3 separate regions of the Mus musculus genome follow, and all the other regions are linked to region 2. A link is a loop called in an ENCODE intact Hi-C map of the cell type or tissue named here. Cell type or tissue: left cerebral cortex. All regions are shown on one strand. Region 1 has its middle 79 kb from the start of Kcnf1. Region 2 has its middle 25 kb from the start of 2410004P03Rik. Region 3 has its middle 73 kb from the start of 2410004P03Rik.

Region 1 (8,000 bases), 61 kb before region 2:
ATCTATAACCAGGAGCCAGCTCTCTGCTATCCTGAGACACCACACAGTGTGATTTGAATTGTCTCAGGGGCTTATGTTTGGAATGTTAAGTCCCTAGACAGTAGTATTATTTAGGAAGGCTGTAGAATTTTCAGCAGATAAGGTCTGGCTGGCAGAGGAAGTAGACCCTTAAAGGTGGGCTGTTGAAAGCTGTAGCCCACCCCTGATGAGTCTGCCTCATAGTGGACAACCTCCACCACACACTCCTGCTCCTGTGAATTCAGTTCCCTGCCCTTACCTTTCCTGACATAATGGATTGAATCCTACAGAAACTATGAGACAATATTAATTTCTCCTTCCTTGTTTCTGCCAAATGTTTTGTTCACAGCACTGTAAGAGCCACTGTCATGAGATATCTATCCCCTCTGTCTTCCCAATCTGCAGACACCATGGCAAATGACATCTTCCCCCCCCCCCTTTTTTGTGAGTTCCCTGTTTCCTTTGATCTTGTTGATAACTCTTGTTTTTTCTTTTGTAGCTTGATTTAAAAGTTAAAATGGCAAATATCTCATTTCATCCCCATCAGGAGAAGTTGTGGGACTTCAAAGGCTGACACCAAAAGAAAGAAGAGAGGCTGGGGCTGTGATTTATTTATGGAATAGTCAGTTCCTGGTTAATTTGCTCATTAATTTCATGAGTACATGAGCTTGGGAAGCGCCAGAGCATCCCAGTGACTTGTGGCATCACAAGGGGGTGGTGGCATCATCAACACCATCCTTCCTCTGTGAATGCAACTGAAGGGAGAGGGGAAGGGCCTGTGCTGGGGTGCCTTGGTGGGTTCATGAACAGCAGGGAGACCTATGGAAGGACATGGAGTCAAGGAAGGGATTATGGAAGAAAGGGCTGCACCTCATGAACCCTCACAGTCTGGAACTTTAAGAACTTGGGCTGGAGGAATGGTTCAGTGACTTAAGAGTACAAACTATTCTCACAGAGGACCCAAGCACAGTCCCCAGTATCTATGTCAGATGCCTGACAACTTTCCTGCAACTCTAGATCCAAGCTGAATCCAACACCTCTGATCACCACAGGCATTTGTACATGTGTGTGCGCACACACACAGACACACAAATCATCATGAATAAAATAGATCTGAAAAGAACTTGCCATAGGACCATTCAGATAACTCAAGTCTGACAACCTGAGTTCAATCCCCAAAAACTACAGTGAAAGACAAAAACTGGCTCTCAGAAGTTGTCCTTTGATCTCCACACATGGGGCAGGGGAAGAGGGACATGAAAACAAAGTAGTCTTGCAGTGGGGGTCAGGGAGGCTATTTGAGGGAATACCACTACAGGTTGACTCACATGGAGATTTTTCTGAGCCCAATCTAGCATCAGAGAAATTTCAGTTTGGGGTGAACAGATAACTTAGGACTGAGCACCCCAGCTGGGGCGAGTAGCTATAGCTTGGTTAGACCACCATGGAAAGTAGTTGGCTGCCAGCATATTCTATTTTATGACAGTATCCAATTGTGAGTAGATGTGGATTTCATCTCCCATCTTCTAGACTCCTTTGCAGCTAGGAATAACTATGTGACATGGTAACCATGTCTGAACCACTTTCTCCAAAACACATGAATGTCTTAATTCCCAATACTATGAAATAATAGAAATAGGGTCAGTCACTTTAAATATTATCAGTTAATGGGAAGTGGCATGGGAGTAGGTGAGCCCTTACCCAATATGACTGATGTTCTTAGAAGAGGACACTGGAGCCAAATACTTTAGAGGAGCCATGTGTGATGGCTCAAGAATCACCAAGAGAAGAGCCTTTGGAAATGCATGTGAGGCGGCTTCTGGATTGGGTCAGTTGAGGTGGGAGGATCCATCCGAAGCATGGACAGTACCATCCCCTAGGCTGAGATTCTGAACTGCATGAGAAGGAGAAAGTTGAGCAGCAGCCTTCATGTCTCTGCTTCTTGACTGTGATGCAGAGGGACCAACACCTCATTTTCTCTGCCATGATGAAGTGTATCCCCTTAAACCAAAACCTGAATAAAGTCTTCCTCCCTTAAGATGCTTCAGTCTGGTATTTAATGATAACAGTAAGAAAAGTAACTAATGTGCCAGGTGAAGAAAAGCAAGGCCAATGAGGAGCTCACAAGCCAAGGAATGCCAGCAGAGGTTAGAAGAGGCCAGGAAAAATTCTTCTAGAGCCTTCAAGGGGCACATGATCCTGATAACACTTTGACTTGTATCTCTGGTTTCCAGCATGTGAGACAACACATTTGCATTGTTGTTATCCACTGATTCTGTGATACTTCGTTCCTGCAATCCCAGGAAACAGAGATGTGTTTGATAATAAAATGTAAGTGGAATCTGTCAACCCATGCCTGGCTTTATATAAGGTCTGAGGCACACACACATGTAGCATCGGAACCAAAAGCCTGTGTGCTCCACACAGCAGGGAGGCAGACAGTCCCTGGAACACCCACCTAAGATCAATATCATATCACATGGCTAACAGACACAGGGCAGAAGTGTGGAGTGGCTGATATCACTTCTTAAAGAAAAGATAGGATTACAGCAAGTGTGTGTGTGTGTGTGTGTGTGTGTGTGTGTGTGTGTGTGTGTGTGTGTTAAAGAAAGCCATAGCTGGGCTTACTAGTGCAGGTCCATCATGTCAGCTCTTTGAATAGCTAAAGCAGGAGAATTGTAAATTCAAACCTTGCCTGAGTTACAGAGTAAGTTGAAAGCCAGTCTAGACTATTTAAATGCCAGGAATGGAAGAGAGGCCTAGGGATGTAGCTTATGGATAGAGTATCTCCTAGCATTCATGTTTAATCCCCAAGACCAGGAAAAAAAAAAAGTAAGGAAGAGGGAGGGAGAAAATTAAAAAGAAAGCCTCAGGCACTGGAGAGATGGCTCAGCAATCAAGAACACTGGCTGCCGCTCCAGAGATCTTAACTTTAGCTCACAGCACACACACATGGCTGCTCACAACTGTCTGTAACTCCAGTTCCAGGGGATCTGTTGCCCTCTTCTGACTTCTGTGGGCACCAGGAAGGAACATGAAGCGTATGCATACATGTGAGCAAAACACTCATAAACATGAAGTAAAAATAGAAGCCATCCTGCAAATCACGATAGACCAAGTAAACTCACTCTCTTCTGTATTTTAAATTTTTAAAGATGAATTCAGTCTAAATAAAATTTTTACATTTAATTAAAAATTAAAAACAAAACAAGAATAATCAACACAAAGGAAGAAGTCAGGATGCCATAGAGACTGGCATTGGAAAGCCAGATGGGACCCAGGCTTGACACAAAGATAGGTTCACAGATGCTGGGGTAAAATTTATAAGCAAAGGCTGTTCACCGAGACAGCATCACATTAACTCTCTGCCACAAGGAACAGAGGATTCATGGAGCACGGAGCGGGAGGAGGCGGGTTACAATGAAGGGTGTGAATCATAGCTGTCTTTGATTCCTCTAATAACCTGACTTCCTGATGACAAAGGAAACGCACGTACAGGACCTAGCTCCGCAGAAGAGGAGGCGCTTGAGAATTAGTTACCCAAACAAGCTGTCACTCACATCCGTGGCTACAGAATGACGTGCTGGGACCCGCATGATGTCCTTACATGGCTACGTGGATCGCTCCCTCGCAGCCCATAATAGATTCCATTGCGTATTAAAACCTAATATGCACTAAAATAAGCAGCACCAAACACTGGGAGGGGGGCACTGTGTGTCTGAGGTGAGAACTGCCTTAGTCTCACATCTAATACCAGGCACCCCCCAAATAGATTCCAGATGCTCGAAGGAGTTAAATAACTATGTGAGAGGGGAGCTTGTTAAAAATAGATTTGAATATTTCTTCCAACTTCAAAGAGAGGCTAGCTTCTTCAAAATGTAATCAACAGAAGACATTTCAGAGGAAACCAACATTTGACTGTTCCATTGGATCTTTTTTATTTTTATTTTTGGAGATATGGTGCTTGTGTGTGTTCCTGTGTTTGCACGTGCGTGGTCACAGGCATGTGGAGGTCTGAGGTGGGTGTCACGTGTCTTTCTCGACTGCTCTCTATCTTATACTTTGAGGTGGGGGGGTCTCTCGTTTACATGAGGGGGTCATGGGTTCCCTACCAGAGCTAACCAGCTTGTTCTGGGGTCCCCTGCCTCTGCTTCACAAGTGCAGAAATGTGAGGCTGGCTCCATGCTGACCGGGCATTCCCATGGGTGCTCCACAGCTGAGGTCTGCTCCTCTCACTTGAGTGATAAGTGCCTTCCCCACCATGAGGCCCCTCCTGTACTTACTTCAGTGGCTTTTAAATCAGCACAACTGAGCAGCCCTAAGCTGTTAAATTCCATACAACTGTGATGCATTAGACACGAAAGCATTCGTTAAGCAGCAGGTACATACAGACATACATGCTACTTTGGCCATCCCCAGACAGCCTTCAGGGACCTTGGCTTCCCCTGGATTTTAACAGGCCTAGATGCCTTATGCCTATTTGCAAAGTGCTTCCTGGGTCAGTTTGACCTGAGATTGCCCTTCTCCATTCAAGCAGAACAGGCCATGACAGCAGCAAGATATCTGCAGCATGTGGTGAGTTTATTCAGATAAATTAGAAACTCTCCAAGGCAAGGAAAAGGAGTGGTGCACAGCTGACTGATGGTTCCCTTGAAAGACAAATGTCTCAGTAGGCTGCAGCGGAGGTGTCCTGGAGAGGACCAATATTCTGAAGCAAGAGACCACCCAAAGGGGCTGAGTTCAGGACAGGAAACCCTTCCCCCAGCAGACTATCCAGGGCCCCAAGCTGAGTCCTGGTTAGTCTCTGGGCAGGTGGTAAAGTTCTAGCCATCAGGCACCTGCAGGATCTAGTCTCAGCTCAGTCCCCTACCAGCTGGTGACCTGGGCCATGTCTGAGTGTCTTAAAAATAAGAAGAGAGGCCAAGCAGTGGTGGTGCTTGTCTTTAATCCCAGAACTTGGGAGCCAGAGGCAGGTAGATATCTGAATTCGAGACCAGCCTGGTCTACAGAGTGAGTTCCAGGACAGCCAGGGCTATACAGAGAAACCCTGTCTCGAAAAACAAACAAACAAACAAAACAAAAACAAAAACAAAAAATAAGAAGAAGAAGAGAGAAGGGATTAAATGGAGAGGTCCAGAGGTGGCACTGAGTGCTCTGGTGGTATTCCAGGACTGTACCCAGCACTCTCACCACCACTCCTGGGATGGGCTGAAGGGACACGGAACATGTGCACAATACACCTGCAGGAAGCTGAGAGATCACGGTGGAAGGGAAGAACTGCAGTGAGCGGGGTTGGGAAGCTGTCATCATATCAAAGCTGCAAAGCTGACAGGGGCTGAGAGCTACACAGAGATAAGGGAACTACCAGTACATGGCTAGGGCCATAGCCCAGGCAAGCCAAGTTCTGCTGGAGTCTCAGCTGATGTGGTAGTCTGAATGAGAATGGCCTCTATAGGTTCATATATTTGAATGTTTGGTCCCCACACTAGAACTGTTTGGGAAGGATTAAGAGGTGTGGCCATACTGGAGGAAGTGTGTCACTGGGGGGGGGGGCATTGAGGTTTCCAAAGCCCATGTTTCTCTCTGTCTCTCTGTCTCTCTCTCTGATTGCAACTTACAGAAGGATGTGAGTTCTCAGCTCCTGCTATAGCACCTTACCTGCCTGCCTGCTGCTGTATTCTTTGCCTTAATGTTAATGGACTCACCCTCTGAAACTGTAAGCAAGCCCCCAAGAAAATGCTTCCTCTTAGTTGCTTTGGTCATGGTGTCTCATCACAGCAATAGAACAGTACCTAAGACAGCTGCTGCTATTGGGGCTGCAGAGTGGAAGCAATGCAAACGCCTGGCTGCTAGGAGCATAGGAACATGAGGTACTGGATAATGTGTGGGTTCCCAGCCCCAATAGCGCCTAGTGCAGAATACTGAGCCCCTCAAAAATATACCCACCCTTAGTCCCTAGCCTGCATGTGCTGGGATGTGTGGCAAAGGAGACAAGATTGCAGTCTAATCATCGGACTTTAAAACAGGATGTTGACCAGGGTTCCATGGAGACCAGTGTCTTTAAAGGAGGCTGCGATCAGAGCTCGGTTTGGAGAGTATTGCCTCATTCAGTGTGCAGAAAGCTCTGGTTCATCCTCAGGGCTGCATAAAACCAGGCAGAATAGTTCACGTCTGTCATCTTAACACCCAGGAGGGAGAAGAAGGAGAATCCGACATTTAAGATTATCCTTTGTTATCTACAGAATTTGAGGCTATCCTGGGCTACATGAGAACTTGTCTTTAAGAAAAAAAGGCAGGGAGACAGGCATGGTGATATATACCCTTAATCCTAACACTCAGGAGGCAGAGGCAGGCAGATCTCTGAGTTCGACACCAGACTAGCCAGGGCTACATAAAGAGACCTTATCAAAAACCCCAAAACAACAAAAAACCAAACCAAAATAAACCAAGAAAGGCAGGCTGTCAGTCCTTTAGCAACAGACAGGCATCTGTGTGAGAATAGGATGGCTCCCAGAAAGCACGGGCCTGGATTTCAGCCCATGATGCTGCTGTCCATGGGTCTGAGTGATGTTAAGTTTGGGGGCTCAGAGCCACTGAGTGTGTGCACTCTGTCATGCAGCAGAGTGTCATTTCCTGACTCAAAGGAGAGCCACAGCCTCATAAGAGAGGCGATACATTGATCTATTCTTCAACATCCTTGACAAGAGACAAGCCAACAAATGCATGCTGTGTGCCTCATGGATACGAGTGTCTTAAGGAAGGGAATGAAGACCCACGTAAGCATTTAAATCTAGGTGTTTGTGCTGCTCTCAATGATTCAAAGAGATCTGTGGGGAAATCCAAAATGATGACAAGGCTAAGGGCCTGCTCTTCCCTGTCTCTGCATCACAGAAAGAAGGAGCCCCATCCCTCTATGGGGAGATCACCTCTTAGCTAGGGCCTGAGGTCTGTTTCAGAAATAGCCTTCTTAGATCTGCTACTTCACAAATTCCTTCAGCTTGAAATAGTCAAGCTGAAGCACATCCCAAACCCTGTCAATTAATAGAAGAAAGAGAGAGAGAGAGAGAGAGAGAGAGAGAGAGAGAGAGAGAGAATACTGCATGAAATGGGGAACCAAAGAACCCTGAGACACCAGAGTCAGGCCTCCCTGATCTAAGGACCTAGTTCCTCTGAGAAAGGCACCATTATTGCCTCTACATGTTAAGGAGGCACAGAGAGGTCAATTGGCCTGCCTAAAGTCACAGTGTCTGGGCAGCGATGCAATTTTTCACATCTATTATCTTGGGCAGGATAAAGTGGCAGCCACACAATCTACAGTAGCGAAATACTGGGGCAGCCTGTAAGCCTAACAATAGGATTAAGTAAACGTGTTTTTATGGAACCAAATTGCTACCAGGCATGTCTCTATGTCCCAAAGATGGAGAGAGAGAGAGAGAGAGAGAGAGAGAGAGAGAGAGAGAGAGAGAGAGAGAGAGAGAGAGAGAGAGGTGTAGTGTGATTTGTGTATACACAACAGACAGGGGGAAGTAAACATAGCCGAATACAGAATCCTAATGACTGGATCCTGAGAGCCCTGCAGAGGCAGAAAGCCAGGCAGGCTGTTGGAATGAAGGGCTATTGTGAGCTTCTGAGCAGGCTCAGCATCGCCACAACCAGGATCTAGAAGGACAGACAGGCTTTTGTTGCTATTTTGTTTTGATGGTGGGACTGTTTCTCTCCCCACACCTTTTTTGCTTTTTGTTTTGTTCGTTACATTTTCATTTATGTGTGCTGGAGTTGATTCTCTCTGTCTAGTACATGGGTCTTGGGAATCAAAGTCAGGCCAGCAGACTTGACAGCAGGTGCCAGTACCCACTGAGCTGTCTCACTAGTTCTTCTTTGTCTAGAGACAGAGTCCTACTGCAAGGCTTCAGCTGGACTCCGAGTCATTGTGTAGCCCAGGCTACACAGACAGACTCATAACCTGTCTCTGCCACTTCAGT
Region 2 (8,000 bases):
GCATCTTGGTACCACCAATCTCAGAGCCAGGTGCCAGAGTCTGACTCCCACTTGGTAGACCTAAGACCCTTGTAGTTACTGCTAACAAGAACCCAAACATACCAACCCCAAGAGATGCAATGGAAAGCCAGTTTTTATGACTGAAAACATACTTGTATGTTGTGGTTTGAGTGATAGATGCTTCTCACAGGCTTATATGTTTGAACAATTGATCCACAGTTGGTGGCACTGTTTGGAGAGGTTATAGAAACTTTAGGAAGTAAAACTGTCCTGGGCTTTATAGCTTGGTCATCTAAGCATACCTTCTTCTCTCCTTTCTGTCTCTGTCTCTGTCTGTCTCTCTGTCTCTGTCTCTGTCTGCCTGTCTCTCTCTCTCTCCTCTCTCTCTCTCTCTCTCTCTCTCTCTCTCTTCTCTCTCTCTCTGTGTGTGTGTGTGTGTGTGTGTGTGTGTGTGTGTGTGTGTGTGTGCATGTGTGTGTGTGTGCGTGTGTGTGTCTCCAGGCTGAAGCCAATAGAGATGTCCACCAAAAATAACAGAACAGCTCTATGTTAAGAAGCAAGAGGTGCATTTTCAGAAGAGCTGATGGGTCTGTGAATCTAGATTTTCGGTGGCTGTCAGTTAAGATGTCACAAGTGTGGCAAGAGACTGCTGTATCTTGTTGGCTTGTGTCCACACTTACAATGAATAATGTCTTTGGACTCTTGGGTCATCTTTGCTAAACTCAAACTCTCAGATGGAAGTTGGAGCTTGTTTAAGCTCAAAGCATTTCCCCCAAGGAGTCCCAGCTCTGCTGAGTCATGTCTAGCCTGAGGATATTGTCTAAATGCAAATTTAAACTCCTTTTCTGAAGATACTCTTCATCTCTCTTAATGAAGTCGAAAATATCTTAACCTTGACTGCAGCTAGCCTACCCAGAACCCAGAACTTTGTACAGAAGAAAGTTCTCAGCAACTACAAAGAGGGGATAGAATATTAAGTGTGAATTAAGGCTATTGCTTGCTCTATGCAGCTTACATAAAGTATTCAAAGGATGGGAAGTGTTGTGTTGAAAGATCTCTATTTTTTCCTTTTGTTCTAAAGAAGTTATAGGCTTTCTGAGTTACATTTATTTATTTATTTATTTATTTATTTATTTAGTTAGTTAGTTAGTTAGTTAGTTAGTTAGTTAGTTATATGTGTGTGCAGGTGTGTGTATACCACATCACAGGGTCAGAGGTCACAGGACAACTCTACGGAGTGAGTTCTCTCCTCCCACATCTTTGTGGATCCTGGGGGTTCCATTCAGGTTACCAGTCTTGCACAAGGGTCTTTACCTGTTGAACCATCTCACTGACATTGCCTTGACTTTGTGAGAGGTTCTCACACTTGTACCTCAGGCTAGCATATAGCCAACTTGTGTAATCCAGGCTAGCCTAGAATTCATGTGATCCTCCTGGCCTTTAGCTACCCAGGGCTGGAATTACAAGTTTGAGTCACTATGTCAGGCTCCATACCTTAAAAAATGGTACCTCCCCTTGCATGATGTACCCCTGAAATGGGATCTGTAGACACAGCCGTCAGACTAATGCTGGCACCAGGTTTGTTTTATTTCTCTTGTGTTACCTCTCCAGCTCTTCTTTGGATTGTTAGAATTCCCTAGCCTTGTCCATCCTGTCTCTCATTATCGCCCCAACACAATTTCTCTTTAAACAAACTGTCCAGACAAGGAAGAAGCCCTCAGACAGGCAATGAAGGGAATTAAAAACATGTATGTTTTTTTTTCAGTAATGGACTTCCACATCTGTGGGAGAATAAGCAATCACTATAATATGTTCAACATTCCCAGGGCATCATTTCAACCATTAGCACAAAAATGAATCCAATTTTCAAACACTCTCTCTAGAGCTGCACGGGGATGGGGGAGGGGGGCTGCTGCCCAGTGGCCGCAGCATCTCCAGCACAGCTGGGCACAGCTGGAGAGAGTGAGATGCTGACTTTAGGGAAGCGAGATAGAATTATTTTGTGATAACAGGCTTTTGAGTGCCATCACCAACCCTATGCCAGATCCTCTCGCTTAGGAAAATATCGCAACACCGTACCTGACAACTAAGCCCAGGAGACAGGTTCCCATCCTTACACCAGAAATCACCAGAAAGCAAGATTTAACCATGACTCCCTTCCTACCTCTCCCCAAAGAAAAATACGTTACCGTCTGGTCAAACTAAAACAAAATGAAGAATTCTGTAAATTCCATCAAGTTCAGTAGAAAGTCTGCTTTTTGCCAGTCTTGTGGTGTGTGTGTGTGTGTGTGTGTGTGTGTGTGTGTGTGTGTGCACATGCACATGTGTGCATGCATGCTTGCACAATACCCACATATGTCTACATTAGTGTGAGCATACAGGTACACACACCTGGAGATACACCTCTGGCTGTGGCTGCTAGAGTGCTTCTAGAGAGGCTTAACGATAGAAGGGTGACCTGCGCTAAACGTGAGTAGCACCATCCTACAGGCTGAGGGCCGGATTGGATAGAAGGTTAAAAGGGTGGATGGGGCTCAGTGGTTAAGAGCACTGGTTAAAAGGACCTAAGTTCAGTTCTCAGCAACCACATGGCAGCTCAGAACTGTCTATTCTGTAGTCCCAGAGAATCCTATATTCTTTCCTGGCTTCCTGGGTTACCTGGCACACATGTAGCACACAAACTTGCAAGCAAAATACTCATAGCCATAAAAGTAAATGAATTATTTTTAATAGAAAGCTTGAGGACCACCACCTGTATCCATTTCTCACCACTATTTGCTCAGCCAAGATGTGAGGAAGTGGGCTCCTGGTGCTGCCCCTTCCCTGCCACGAGGGGCTGTGTCCTTTCCAGCTGCAAAACACTGGGAGTCCTTCCCAAGCTGTCTCTGCCAGAAACACACCACAGCCATGAGAAAGGTAGCTAACACGGGACATTGGTGCCAAGACGTGGGATCGTTGCCATGGGAAACCTGCTAGTGTAGAATGCAGGCGAGTTTAGAGCTTCAGACCAGGGAAGCAGAGCTTGATCGGCCGTTCTCAAAGCACTGACATGACGTCATCACAGGGTCTAAGAATTCACCCTCCAAAATTAAAAAGGTATGTCTGAGAAAGGTATGGTAGCACGTGCGGGTAATACCAAGGCTTGAGAAGGGGAAGCAGGAGGATCTGAAGTTCAGGGTCACCCTCAGCGACACAATGAGGAGTGACTGCTAAACAGCACAGTGTTCCTTCCGCTCTGAAGTTAAACAGCAGTGCCGGTCACTGGCTTTATAAATCTCCCGCCAACCACAGTTCTTATGGGCAGGTCTGTGGCTCACATATTATGGCTCTTTTTTCCCTTGAAGCCTGTGTGGCTAGACCTGGAATCTCCCACAGTGGAGTGGAGCCCAGAGGAAGAAGAATGTGATTACCGTGTGCTTCAAGCCGCAGGCGAACGAGGACCACACCATCTCTAAACTGAGTCTGGGAGAAAGGATGAAACGCAGAGAGATGCAGCGAACTGGAGCAATTCAGCAGGTGACAGTATGTCACAGGACGAACTGGAGCAATTCAGCAGGTGACAGTATGTCACAGGAGTCGGAGACCGAGGATAGAGCTTACAGCTTCCACCCAGCAGCGCCCAGGGGAACCGTCAGGCATGTGGAATGTCACACACTGTATAACGAGAGGTTTCCTGACCAAGCCCTAAGGAAGCCACAGTTGACTGCATCCTGCTTGGGATGTGCTTAGAAGAGACCACCCCTAAAAGGAGCCCGATAGTGAAAGGCCATGCTGAAACCAGTCATCCCTGTGATATTATTTATTATTATTGTTATTATTATTGTTATTATTATTATTAATCCTGATGGAGTCAATTCGTTTTCATGGAGTTTTTAGTCCACTCGCTGCTTCCTGGGTTAGCCATCTGAATCAATTAGCAGTTGTTAATTGCCTGCTGAGCACCAGACACCGTGTTTCCGAATCCATCCACTCAATATTCATCGCCCTGGGGTCCAATAAAGAGGCTTCCCACAGGCTGAGGTACTCAGGAATCCCAAGCAGGCAAACATAGGCCCCAAAGTACATGGGTCATTGTCAAGAAGTAACCCTTCCCCTCAGGACTGATGCTTAAATACCCCTTGCCAGTCACAAATCGAGATAGCAAGGACAGGTATATTATACCCTTGTCATAGCCAACCTGGCCCCCAAGTAAGGAGTGCCAGCCACCTCCGGAATGCATGGGTGGGTTGGATTAGATGTCAAGTCAGGGATGAAGCCAATCCACAGGCGTCCCACTGAGGACCAATTGACCATGCCAGAGTCTGTGGCCAAGCTTCCCAGCTTTGTACTCTAAGATGTGGTTCCAAAAGCCTCCCTAGAGGGCACAGAGGGAGAAAGAGTCCCCCAGAGTGTCTGCACAAAGCACGCACGACCCTAGGCCTGAGCAGCAGCAGCCCAGAGTGGCACCCCTCTCAGCAGGAGAACAGGATGCATGAGTGGAGCCCGGGGGGTGGGGGGTGGGGGGTGGGGGGTGGGGGGGGGTGAGGACAGTTTGTCCCTGTGTCACCAGGACATCAGGATGTGAGGCTGGAAACAGTTCCTGGCTCCAGGATTCAGGACTTTAGACTTTCCCAGTCTGTCACGTTGAGCCTAGCATGGCATCCATCATCAGGTCACCTCCAGGTGCTGCTGTGGCTTTGGCAAGTCCTAGCACTATTTGTGATACAGCCACAGCCACAAGGGGTGTGTGTGTGGAGGGGGGGGGGTGTGTCTTCCTTGACTGTAGAGGTAGAGGCAGGAAGGTAAGTTCAAGTTCATCTTCATCTACATGGAGAGTTCAAGGCCAGCCTGGGCTATGTGAGACTCTGTTTCAAAATAAAATTTCTCTGGGAGTTAAGGAGAAAAACTTCTGGAAATTCCAGGATGAATACCCAGCCCCACCCAGGTCTCACAAAATAAAAGGCTTTCAGGACATAAGCATGTCTAACACATCTCTATCTGGAGGTTCTGTCCTGCAGGGGGTGCTGTCCATCCACAGAGCACAGGGCTGGTAGTTGAAGTCTCAGGGTACTCCAGATCTCTGCCTGTCACACGGGTGTTTCAGGACCACCCTTCCGGTGTGCTTTCTGTTAAAGATGGTCTTGAATGGCAGAGAGAATTCTTCAGCTCTCTCTAAACTGGGGTTTTAAAAAGCTCTTAGTGTGAACAATCTTCTTAGGTGAGTTGGGATAAGTCACCTCATGCCTGTGAGATCAACACTGCACCTCTCCAGTTGCTAATTGTGGCCACTGTGCCTTCAGTGAGGCTACAGCCTGTTTTACAACTCTTGTAGTCACTGAGGCCTGAGAACGCGGTGTTACAACAAGCTGGTGCCTGGGAACACGGAAGGCAGAAGAGCCGGGTATCTCCTCTTTGACTCTCCTGGGCTCCATGCTGGGGATTCCCCCAGATTGCCTATCTGTCACCTCAAATCCCCATGTATCCCCCAGAAGAGATACACAGAGTCCTATCACCCCTTGGGCAGAAGAGCTCAGGACCATGTGGCCTGTTCTCTTTCAGACATGCCAGTTTCTCCAGTTATGTTATCAAGAAAGCACAAAATCCTCAGGCTGGCTAGCTACCCCAAGGGCAGAGCAGGACAATGCTTTGAGATTGTCCCCAGCACTGAGTTAAAGGAGGTAGCAGGTCAAAGCATCACACGTCTAGATGTGAATTTGGAAGACAGTACGAAAAGGTACTTTCTGACATCACCAGGAACAACAGATATGCGAATGCTAATTATTTATTAAATGAATAGATTCACCCGGACCATGGGTGCCAGGGGACGACGCCAGCCTCTCTTACAATTGGGAGTATTCACTGGGCTCTAGGAAGTAAGCTCAGCCCTGGGCTATCTAATGGCATAGCCGCTCCATTTGAATCCCACCTACACCAAGGATCTTAAGACAATGCCTGTCCCTCACAGGTTAACCCCCAAGGACCATTCCCTTCGCAGCAACTTAACATGCAACCAGAGGCCCGGAATTAAAATGTCTCTCGTTTTCTTTAGCCACATGGAAACGCTAATTATAGCATTCAGTCTCCAATGCATATTTATTTTGTTCATTGCTAGCCTCAGCTTGTAATGAGGAGTTGGTGCATCCAAGTTTTCTCCAGCATATTCTGGGTCTGCAGGTGACTGAGGAAATGAAGGGTGTCCTCTGTTTCTATAATTATGTCATCGTGTTACAGTTAATGTGCATAGCCAGGACCATGGGAGACACGCAGAATGTACCGGGCCAGTCCACACCCTACAGGGAAGGTTCTTGCACAAAAGCACAGAAAGGGAGCAGCCAGCCCCTAGCCAGGTGTTGACCCTAGAGGAGCCGTTTCACTGCGGCCAGGGGACTCAAGGTACCTCTTTTGTGAGCTGGTTATCAGTCCTCCCAGCTGGACCGTACATACTTGCCAATGAGTGAAGTGTTCAGGGCAGACAAATGAGAGAATGAAAACCACCTTGGTTGACTTCGGGGCTGTCATTCCTAACAGCCCATCGCTTACAATGTAAGAGGACCCAGGGTGCTCACATCCCCGGTGGAGAGACCAAGGATTTGAATCTCTGCACCTTCCGTCTGAGGTCCAGCTGGAGCGTCTGAGGCGAGCCAGTCTGTCTGCCTTTCTGCCAAGTGCCGTGTGATCATGCTCACTGTCTGCTCTGCGGCTGCTGTGTGGTTATGTAGAGATGCAGTCCACATGGTTCTGCTGAGGGCCCCACAGACAGTGTGCTTCCGGTTTCTACCACACCCTCTCTGTTCTTCACTCAGCCAATCAGATATAGGGTCTTCTTAAAGCCACAAATAGCAACAATGGGTCTGTTTGGCCTTTTCTGCTGCTTCAAAGTACAAAGAGGCCCGCTTGCTACTGACTTCACAAATGGGCTTCATTTCTTCTCGGTGGACACTTATCGTCCCTCAACTAATGCTTGGTCGGTAATGGCGATAGCTTCATTTGTGCAGAGCCCCAATATATATATATATTATACACACACACACACACACACACACACACACACACACACAAGGCACAGAGAGGATCTGTAGCCTATGTATGAACTCAGGAATAGATTGCTGGTGCTCAGGATTCAATCACTGCTCAATAGCGCCACCTGCTGGGAAGGAAGTCCTCAACGCAAGAGTTTTTTTTGTTGTTAGAAGAGACTTTAAGATGAGAGAGAAAACTGAAGTTATTTGGAGTATCACAAAAATATCCAGAATAGCGTTTCTCAATATGCTTCCCAAGGCTCCCGTAGGTGCCGTGTTGGTGTGTCTAGAATTTTCTAGGAGAGAGTCAAAGCGTGTTTCCCTTTGACGCTAGAGAAAGAGTCAGCCTCTTGGTGACCCAGTGACCAGAGGATGACTTTCATTTTCAGGCCTGTGCTTCTGGGGTGAACTCCCTGGCACCAGTGGTAGATGAACAGATAACAGGCTATGTCCTCAAGGGACTCCTGGGGATGCAGAATGGGCCAGAGGAAACACAGCCTTAAAGAGTGAAAGATTAGGAGGGGTACCCTCGATAGCAGAAGAAAGGTCATGAGCCTTCCGGTCACATGGGTGGTATGGGAAGAAGGGTAGAGAGGCAGGCAGTACATGCAGGGAGCAATGGCAACCACATCCTTTGTGGTCCACGAAGTTTAGAAAGTTGAAAGCTGAGGCAAGAACCTGTCCTGATTCTTATTTGAGACTCTTGGAAAAGGGCGTCTGCCCTTCCCACCCCATCTCCATAGCCTGGCTCTCCATCACCATTAGGACCATGGTGCTTGGGAAACACACTGGGTCAGTGACTGGTCCTTAGAACCCGATGTGCTCCACAGGACATGGAGGTGTCCCTAGGTGGAGCCAGGAACAAGGAGCAGTGGAAAGCTTAACATGGGCACCTTTTCCAATAGCACTACCCATGAGGTCTGTCGAGCTAGGGACCAATGCAAGTGCCACCCATAGATCAGGACATCTACAGCAGCCAGGACACTGGCCAAAATGGACGGC
Region 3 (8,000 bases), 49 kb before region 2:
AGCTTCAAAGCTTTTTATGCTGAAGTGATCCTCCTGCCTCAACCTCTCAGGGATTACAAGTGTGTGTCACTGTGCCCCATTTACTGTTTCTTCTACTAATAACACTGCCCAAGCTCATTATCACACTGGGAGTCAGGAGGACACTGCACGAAAAGCAGCTTGCTGGCCAGCCCTGCAGGGCCTAAGCCTCATCTATGGACCCACGCTTTCTCCGCACTCCAGACTTGTGACAGCTATACAGGCTACCCGAGGACAGTGCTAGCCTCAGCCCAGTCAGCTCTTCTGCTCCCACCTATGGGAAACAACCTCAGAGAATTAGGCTGGGACCAGCGAAGTCAATAGCAGACCTGCTAAGAATAGCTGCGTAGTGTCACCGAGGGGCCATCATGTCACCTCACTCCCTTCACCTCAGGTTGGCTGGCTTGGCGGGAGGGCCACCCTTAAATGTCCCTTATATTGCTTGCTTCTATCACTCAGCAAGGCTTACTCTGTTCATCTCACAATTGCCTCCTGATCCGTTACTCTGTGGAGAGTCAGAGTCAGACTCCTGCAATTCTGAGAGTACCCCAGACTGCACTTTCATCACCCCAGGAGCGGGATCCCCCAGGAGCGGGATCCCGCAACTTCTCACAGTCCAATGCCCACGGGGCGGGAGCCTGGGATCCAAGCTCCCTGCCTCTGCCTCGCCCTAGGCCCTAGGCCCAGATGGACACGGGACCCCATTTTTGTCCCACAGATGGCCAGGTCACTGGTAATGCAGAAACCTCAGACAACCTAACACCCCCGCCTTCTGCCTCCCACTTTGGAAAGGAGGCCAGGCCCATTCTTGGGGTGCAGAGTTACTGATCTGGCAAAGACTAGTGGGAGGAAAGCAGGGGATCTCCGAGAGGGTCCTCTCCTTGCAACACTGGCAGAGAACACAGGAGCCTACCTTTGTGAGTGTGGTGTAGGCTCATCTTCTATGAGAGGCAGACCCCTCCCCCACCCCCAGGCCCGTGATTTGACCTCAGAATCTAGAGAGAAAAAGACTCCAAATCAAAACTGCCTCCAGCAAGCTAGCAGGAGACCGTGGGATGGGAGCCAGCGTCAGGTGCGTGAACACGGGCTTGTGGTTTGGTAGATCCTACCCTAACCCAATGGCAAAGTGAGCCTTCTTGGAGAGTTCTAAAAATCTCTGAGAGGATGCAGCCCCAGCTAGCTAAATCTACAAAGACCTGCAGACAAACAGCACTCCCAGCAAAATGGGCAGCTTGAGTCCAGGCATGTGTTCATGCAACAGACCTTCCTGTCCCGAGGGCCCAGGAGGGGTCTAGTGATGGATCATCACTAGCTGCTGCAGCAAAGGCATTCTCAGCCTCCTGTGGATGGAGACAATCAGAGTTGTCTGAGGACAGGAGGCCAGGAATTCTAGGTATGCAGGACATGAGCTAAAGTCGGCTGAGAGGAGGGAACCTCAGTTAAGAAAATGGTTCCATATATAGGGCTGTAGACGCCTGTAGAACATTTTCTTAATTAGTGATTGACAAGGGAGGGCCCAGCCCATTGTGGGTGGGGCCACCCCTGGGCTGGTGGTCCTGGTTCTATAAGAAAGCAGGCTGAACAAGCCATGAAGAGCAAGCCGGTAAGCAGCATCCTCTGTGGTCTCTGCATCAGCTCCTGCCTCCAGGTTTCTGCCCTGTTTGAGTTCCTGTCCTGACTTCCTTTGATAATGAACTGTGGTGTGGAAACTTAAGCCAAATAAACCCTTTCTTTCCCAGGCTGCTTTGGTCATGGTGTTTCATCACAGCAAGGTAACCCTTCCTAAGACTCCAGGGAACAACTTCTTGACATGGAAATAATAAGAGAAAACATCGCAAACCTATAATCAAACCTTCAGTGAGGTTTCAGCTCTCAATCAGAGGAGACACAGCCCTGGCTAACTGAAGCCAGGCTGCTCTCCAAACAAGTAGACAGACACGGTTTTTGTTGATTCTCTGGGGTAGGGTCAAAGTTGGTAATTCATTGTCAGAAGATGGTTTCCTTCTTTCCCAGGCCCGTGACCAACCTGTCACAGAAACTTCTGAGTTCCTCTGTGGCTGGAGCCATCATCCTGGGCAAACATCGTCACGTGTGGTTCAGTATGGGCCTATGACGGACTGGAGAGTGTTAAATGTGTAAGCTGCTTTATGGATAGGGTAGGGTTAAGATTAAGGCTTTTAGATGGTTTGTCAAGTAAAGTCACTTGCCAGTCCAGCCACACTAAGCCTGGCAGCCTGAGTTCCATCCTGGGTCCCACATAGGGAAAGAAGACAGCCAACTCCCTCAGTTGTCATATGACCCCCCCCACTCCATGCACAAACACATATACAGGCTGTGTCGTACATGGATTTCACACATGCACACTTGTCCGCTTCAGCAGACAATCAGCATTCTGCACGCAGGCCCAGCAGCCGCTGACCTGCGGCTTACCTCATTCAACAGACTGACACAAAATGAAGGCAATGCCAAACCTGTTCATCCAGTCACCCATGGGGCATCTAGGTCAAGCGGCCTTACAGTCCCAGAAAGGAACTTTGACAACTGTAGTCGAAATGTACCCAGTGGAAGCATTCCCACAGCAAAGCTTCTGGGAGACTAATGATGTATTACCCAGCTATATGGCCCCTTCAGCGAAATTGCAGCAAGTGAAGCTAGAGAGGGTTTGGACCTTGGTAACACGGGGAGCCCAAGAGTCTCAGGACTTCTCCCGCCTTGAGTAGAATACAGAGCTTCAGCACGGAAGAAGAGAAATAACGCAGACAGGTGAAAAGCGCTGTGAACGCCACAGAGCTTTCCTGTTCTTGCTAGGCTTCTATTACTGTGTTAAAACACCCTGACTCAAAGGCATTTGGCAGGTGTATGTGTGTTTACATATGTTGGCTTACATATCCCAGGTCACAGTCCATTGAGGGAGGAAGCCAAGATAGGACCCTGGATGTGGAACTGAAGCAGAGGCCATGGAGGGGTGTTGCTTACTGGCTTGCTCTCCATGGCTTGTTCAGCCTGCTTTCTTAGACCATCCAGCATCACTTGCCCAGGGGCAACCACACCCACAGTGGGCTGGGCCCTCCCACAGCAATCAGTTATCAAGGAAATGCCCCCCAGAGTTGCCTACAGACCAATCTGGTAGAGGCAATTCCTTAACTGACACTTCCTCTTCCCAGGTGACTCTAGCTTGAATCAAATCAACAAAGCACCAATCCACACACCAAGCTCATACTGTGCTGAGCCCTGGGCAGCCTGCTCAGGCCTGTGTGCTCTGCAGTTTGGGCAAGAGAGAGAAGACACTTAAGTTATTTGCTGTAACAGGCAGAAAGAGGGGGGGTGACAGCAGGAGAATTGTCCAAAGAGGAAAGAAAAGAACAAGAAGGAAGGGCAGGACAAACATTAAGGTCATGACTGCCCAAACTACAGCAAGGGCAGAGACTGCCACAGGACAGCCAGTGTGCTAAGAGCCTCCCATCCCTCAGCCTCCATCTTCAGGATGCTGTGATCAATTGCACAAGCAGGGTTGACTGTCCCAACGTGGACGGAGGCTAAGACTCAGGGAGGTGACTCATTAGAGCTGCACAGCAAGACAGCCACAGAGCCATGACTCAAACAACCGTCCCCTCCTCTGTCCTGGGCCATTCTCTCTTAGAAAGTGAATGTGCCAAGCACCTGATATGTCACACGAAGCAACACGAGGTCTCAGAATCAATAAAGACATCCCTCCCCTCTGGGAAATGGTATCTATACATTTAAATTGGCTGTCTTCATAATCAGACGAAGGGCATTTTATTTTAATGTAACAGCTGAGAGGCAAAATCAGGTCCCGTTTCAAGTACCACTAAAATCTGCTGTGTGGGTAGGCTCTCAATGTGGAAATGAGGCACCCTTAACAGCCGCCCACACAGCCGCCTAATCTTCACTCAAGAGGCGCTATTGAAAAAAAAAAAAGTGACTCAAAATCACCAGCAACTTTGAATTTAACTTCTGAAACCTTCAGTTGATAGAGCAGGAAATGAGCCAAGAAAAAGAGCAACCCCCCCCCCAACAGAGCGGCCTGGAACTCCAGCCTTGTCCACAAGACACCTGTCACCATCTGCCAGGACCGTCACAGGCACACAAAAACATCTGACCATTCAAGACAGCTTGTCACATGCCACTCATGGAGCCGCCAGAGGGGTCCTGGAGAGGAGAGGTGGTACTCTGGTGGTGCTCTGCATTGTTCAGAGATCAGGAGGGAGTTGGGGAGGGAGTTGATACTTCCTGTTTCTACCACAGCACCCCTGTCTACCTTGTGATCTCCTGCTGGGTCACTAGAACATTTGCAGCCTGACCTTCTGCTTCCACGGACCCTGCCAAGCTTCATAGTCCTGGGGTGTTGTCCCTGGAACAGGAGTTGGGCACTGGGGCTCCCTTTATCCCAGCTCCTGGTCCCTGTAAGGTGTCCTCTGTGGGCCTGGCCCCTCTCCTTCATCCTATAGCCCATCTCAGGGATCCATGGCACAAAAGCCTCACAGATGTCCTGGGGTCACTTAAAAAAAGACCCATGGAAAGGTTATATCAATGTCCAAGGCTGATCTATCTTTGGGGGAAGGGGAGTTTGAGGGGGAGCAGCATGGTTTTGAGACAGGGTTTCTCTATGTAGTCCTAGCTGTCCTGAAACTCTCTGTGTAAACCAGGCTGGCCTTGAACTCAGAGATCAGCCTGCCTCTGCCTCTGCCTCTGCCTCTCTGCCTCTGCCTCTCTGCCTCTCTGCCTCTCTGCCTCTCTGCCTCTCTGCCTCTGCCTCTGCCTCTGCCTCTGCCTCTGCCTCTGCCTCTGCCTCTGCCTCTGCCTCTGCCTCTGCCTCTGCCTCTCTGCCTCTCTGCCTCTCTGCCTCTCTGCCTCTGCCTCTCTGCCTCTGCCTCTCTGCCTCTGCCTCTCTGCCTCTGCCTCTCTGCCTCTGCCTCTCTGCCTCTGCCTCTCTGCCTCTGCCTCTCTGCCTCTGCCTCTCTGCCTCTGCCTCTCTGCCTCTGCCTCTGCCTCTGCCTCTGCCTCTGCCTCTGCCTCTGCCTCTGCCTCTGCCTCTCTGCCTCTCTGCCTCTCTGCCTCTCTGCCTCTCTGCCTCTCTGCCTCTGCCTCTCTGCCTCTGCCTCTCTGCCTCTGCCTCTCTGCCTCTGCCTCTCTGCCTCTGCCTCTCTGCCTCTGCCTCTGCCTCTGCCTCTGCCTCTGCCTCTGCCTCTGCCTCTGCCTCTGCCTCTGCCTCTGCCTCTGCCTCTGCCTCTGCCTCTGCCTCTGCCTCTGCCTCCCAAGTGCTGGGACTAAAGATGCGTGCCACTATGCCTGACAGCCTATCTATCTTAAACAAAGCTTACAACTTGCTGAACCACAGAGGACCCTCCCCTGAGCTTTGTCAGTATGTAGCTGCATGTATGCCGTATTTCACATCTCCACTGTTCTATGGGATGACTATGGAGAAGATGACTCCAGAAAAGAGCACAAGGATGCAAACATGCTTACATGCAAGTGGCTGGGCAGCAGCCCCAAACTGGGGTGCTGTCCTTAAAGAGGTAAAACGTATGCAGCAAATGGGGCACAGAGCCACAGAGGTAGAAGACATTTCTGGACCCAGGATTTTCATATGAGCTGTCAACAGGACCAGAGGGAACATTTTAATACCTGCTTTGGGATCACAGAACCATCTGAAGGGCCCTTGGCTTAAACACCTGGTGTAGTTGTATCCCCTCAGCCACACTCTGTTCACACATCTTCAGCTTCAAGAGGCCTGGGTTTGAATAGGACCAGCTGCTTTTTTAAAATTTTCTTCCAACATCCATGAAAGGTTGGATATGTGAGGGGAAGAAGGAGGGAAGTGGGGTGGGATGGACAAAGGAAGGACAGATTTACAAAGCGCAGGTAATCAAGGGGGATATGGCATGTGTGTGTGCACACACATGTGCACAAGCCATGGTTGATGTCAGCTGTCTCCAATTGCTCTCTAGCTTCCTTTATTTTGCAGAGTCTCTAACTTAACCTGGAGCTTACCAATTCCCCTAGACTGGATCTGCTAGTCTCTACCAAATGCTGGGACTACAGGTTGGCATCACTCTGGGCTTTTCGGAGGGGGCGAGGCTATGGGAATCCAAGCTCAGATCTTTGTGCTTGCAGGGCAAACACCATACCCACAATCTACCCAGACCAAGAGTGATATTTTTGGAATTCCATGACCCCCCTCCACCTTTCTTCCCTCTCCAGTCCTCCAGCTTTGGTCCCCAAAATCTCCGTGTATCTATCATTGTTCCTCTGCTATTGAGTCCCAGACACCAGAAAACACAACACCCAACTCCTGCCATCTCCTTCCCTCCTTTTCTAGAACTTTGTAGTTACAAATCATTTGTGCTTGCTTAATGTTGTATCTTTGAAAATTCAAAGGTCTCTGACTCTTGCCTTCATAGGCTACACAAAATAACTGTTTTTCATTATAGGTGATAAGTGAACTCTTTCTCGCACCCCTGTGCACCCCCTGTCCCCTTATTACTTTGCATTTGTCAGGTCTTAGAACACCCAACTTTGTTTTGTATCTAGAACTCACGTTAATTAAATCCCAAATTAACAACTTAATTGCCTGAAGATTAATTTTTAAAATGAAAGCCGATCGAGTTTGTATGATCATTATGTAAGTATCTTTTCCTGCAAAGCATTGCAATTTGCTCCATGGGGAAGAACACATAATTGCATGTTATTAGCAGCTTCCCCTAAACAAGTGGGGGGCACTGCTGGGGGGGTCTACCATCCCACCTTTCATGTTTGCTGTCACCTGGGAGGTCTCCATCCATCTTCTGAAAGGCATCAGGGAACTTACAAGGAGGGAATCAGGTTTTAAAGACACACTACTCTGTCATAGCAGCCGGTAATTTCATGTTGACTTCTGAACCCTCTCAAGACTGGAAGCTATGTTTTGATGTTCTGGGTTTTATCCTGTGGTCAAATGCAATGCTGGGGACCAGTTTTGTGCTCTCAGGTGACCGACCCTCTGAAGTAGTTTCTGTTGCCTCCTCTAATTCCTGCTTTCCTGTGTGTGTGTGTGTCTGTGTGGTGTATATACACATTCGTGTTTTGGGGGATGCACATGTATATATGTGCATATAGAGGCCAGAGGTCAACCTCCAATGTGTCGTAGGCCTCACCCACTTTCTTTTTGAGACAGGGTCTCCCATTGGCCTGGAATTCTTTACGTAGGCTCTATTGGCTGACCAGAGAAGCCCTGGATATGCCTGTCTCAGCACACCTTAGCCCCAGCCCCAGGATTATAAGGGAGCACCCATCACACCCTGGTTTTATGTGGGTTGGGGATCAAACCCTGGCCTCTTGCTTCTACACAATCACTTTACCTCTGAGCCATCATCCCTGGTTCTTCACTCCTGATTTCTGTTGGGAGATTCCTGAGTGATCCATTATATAAAATTCCTTTAACCCCCCCCCCTTTTTGTTTCCATTCATAATACATCTAATCAGTAGAATGCTACTGACTGTCATATCCATGGCCTAGATTGGTAAAGCGAAGCATGGAAGAAGTCATGTCCAGAAATGAAGCTGCATGAGAGATTGGGGTGCAGTTAAATGTTCTCAGAGGACAATTTTGCACACTAGTCAACAGATTGTCTCTCTTCTAACTCCATCCCCGTACAGTGCTGTCTCACCTCAGGGTCACGAGACTCTAAGCCATGATCATGTCTCTATCACAATTCTATTCCAAAGATGAAGAGCCAGTGTCCCAACTTATGAGAGGGAAATATACTATGTGGGCTTACAGCATTGTTGGAAGGGCGGAAGACCCAGACTCGAGACCTAGCATCCAGAAGTGACTCAGAACCACAGCGACAAGGCAGCCTACCAGGAAGCTGTTCTAGCCTACCGAGGAATCCTGAGGGAGACAAAAACCAGTCCTGACTCTTGGTCTCAGAATCCATAGAGAGGCAGAAGCTACTGACCCTCTTCTGTGGGTCACAGGCCTT

The links. Hi-C counts contacts between places; a loop is a spot of excess contacts. Peaks named below come from ENCODE experiments on the same cell type or tissue, not always from the same donor. Only the 100,000 strongest peaks of a DNase experiment are listed, where the experiment ranks them.
Region 1: it touches region 2 in a loop (2.8-fold over the local background); 6 of 42 quality-filtered maps call a loop at or near these places.
Region 3: a loop joins it to region 2, with 2.3 times the contacts of the local background. A loop is called at or near these places in 6 of 42 quality-filtered maps.

The regions. Positions count from the first base shown.
Region 1 is chr12:17,093,560-17,101,559 of GRCm38, reverse strand. No RefSeq gene overlaps it. Among named protein-coding and RNA genes, the nearest start is that of Kcnf1, 79 kb to the left of the region's middle. In left cerebral cortex, no CTCF peak of the experiment used is centred here; DNase peaks (open chromatin) are centred at 3,508, 3,987, 7,661, 7,945 and 1 more place; H3K27ac peaks cover 1,840 bases.
Region 2 is chr12:17,032,378-17,040,377 of GRCm38, reverse strand. No RefSeq gene overlaps it. Among named protein-coding and RNA genes, the nearest start is that of 2410004P03Rik, 25 kb to the right of the region's middle. In left cerebral cortex, CTCF peaks have their summits at 4,998 (motif pointing right) and 7,134 (motif pointing left); DNase peaks (open chromatin) are centred at 5,004, 6,151, 6,721, 7,107 and 2 more places; H3K27ac peaks cover 1,635 bases.
Region 3 is chr12:17,080,954-17,088,953 of GRCm38, reverse strand. No RefSeq gene overlaps it. Among named protein-coding and RNA genes, the nearest start is that of 2410004P03Rik, 73 kb to the right of the region's middle. In left cerebral cortex, no CTCF peak of the experiment used is centred here; DNase peaks (open chromatin) are centred at 3,106 and 3,883; H3K27ac peaks cover 1,633 bases.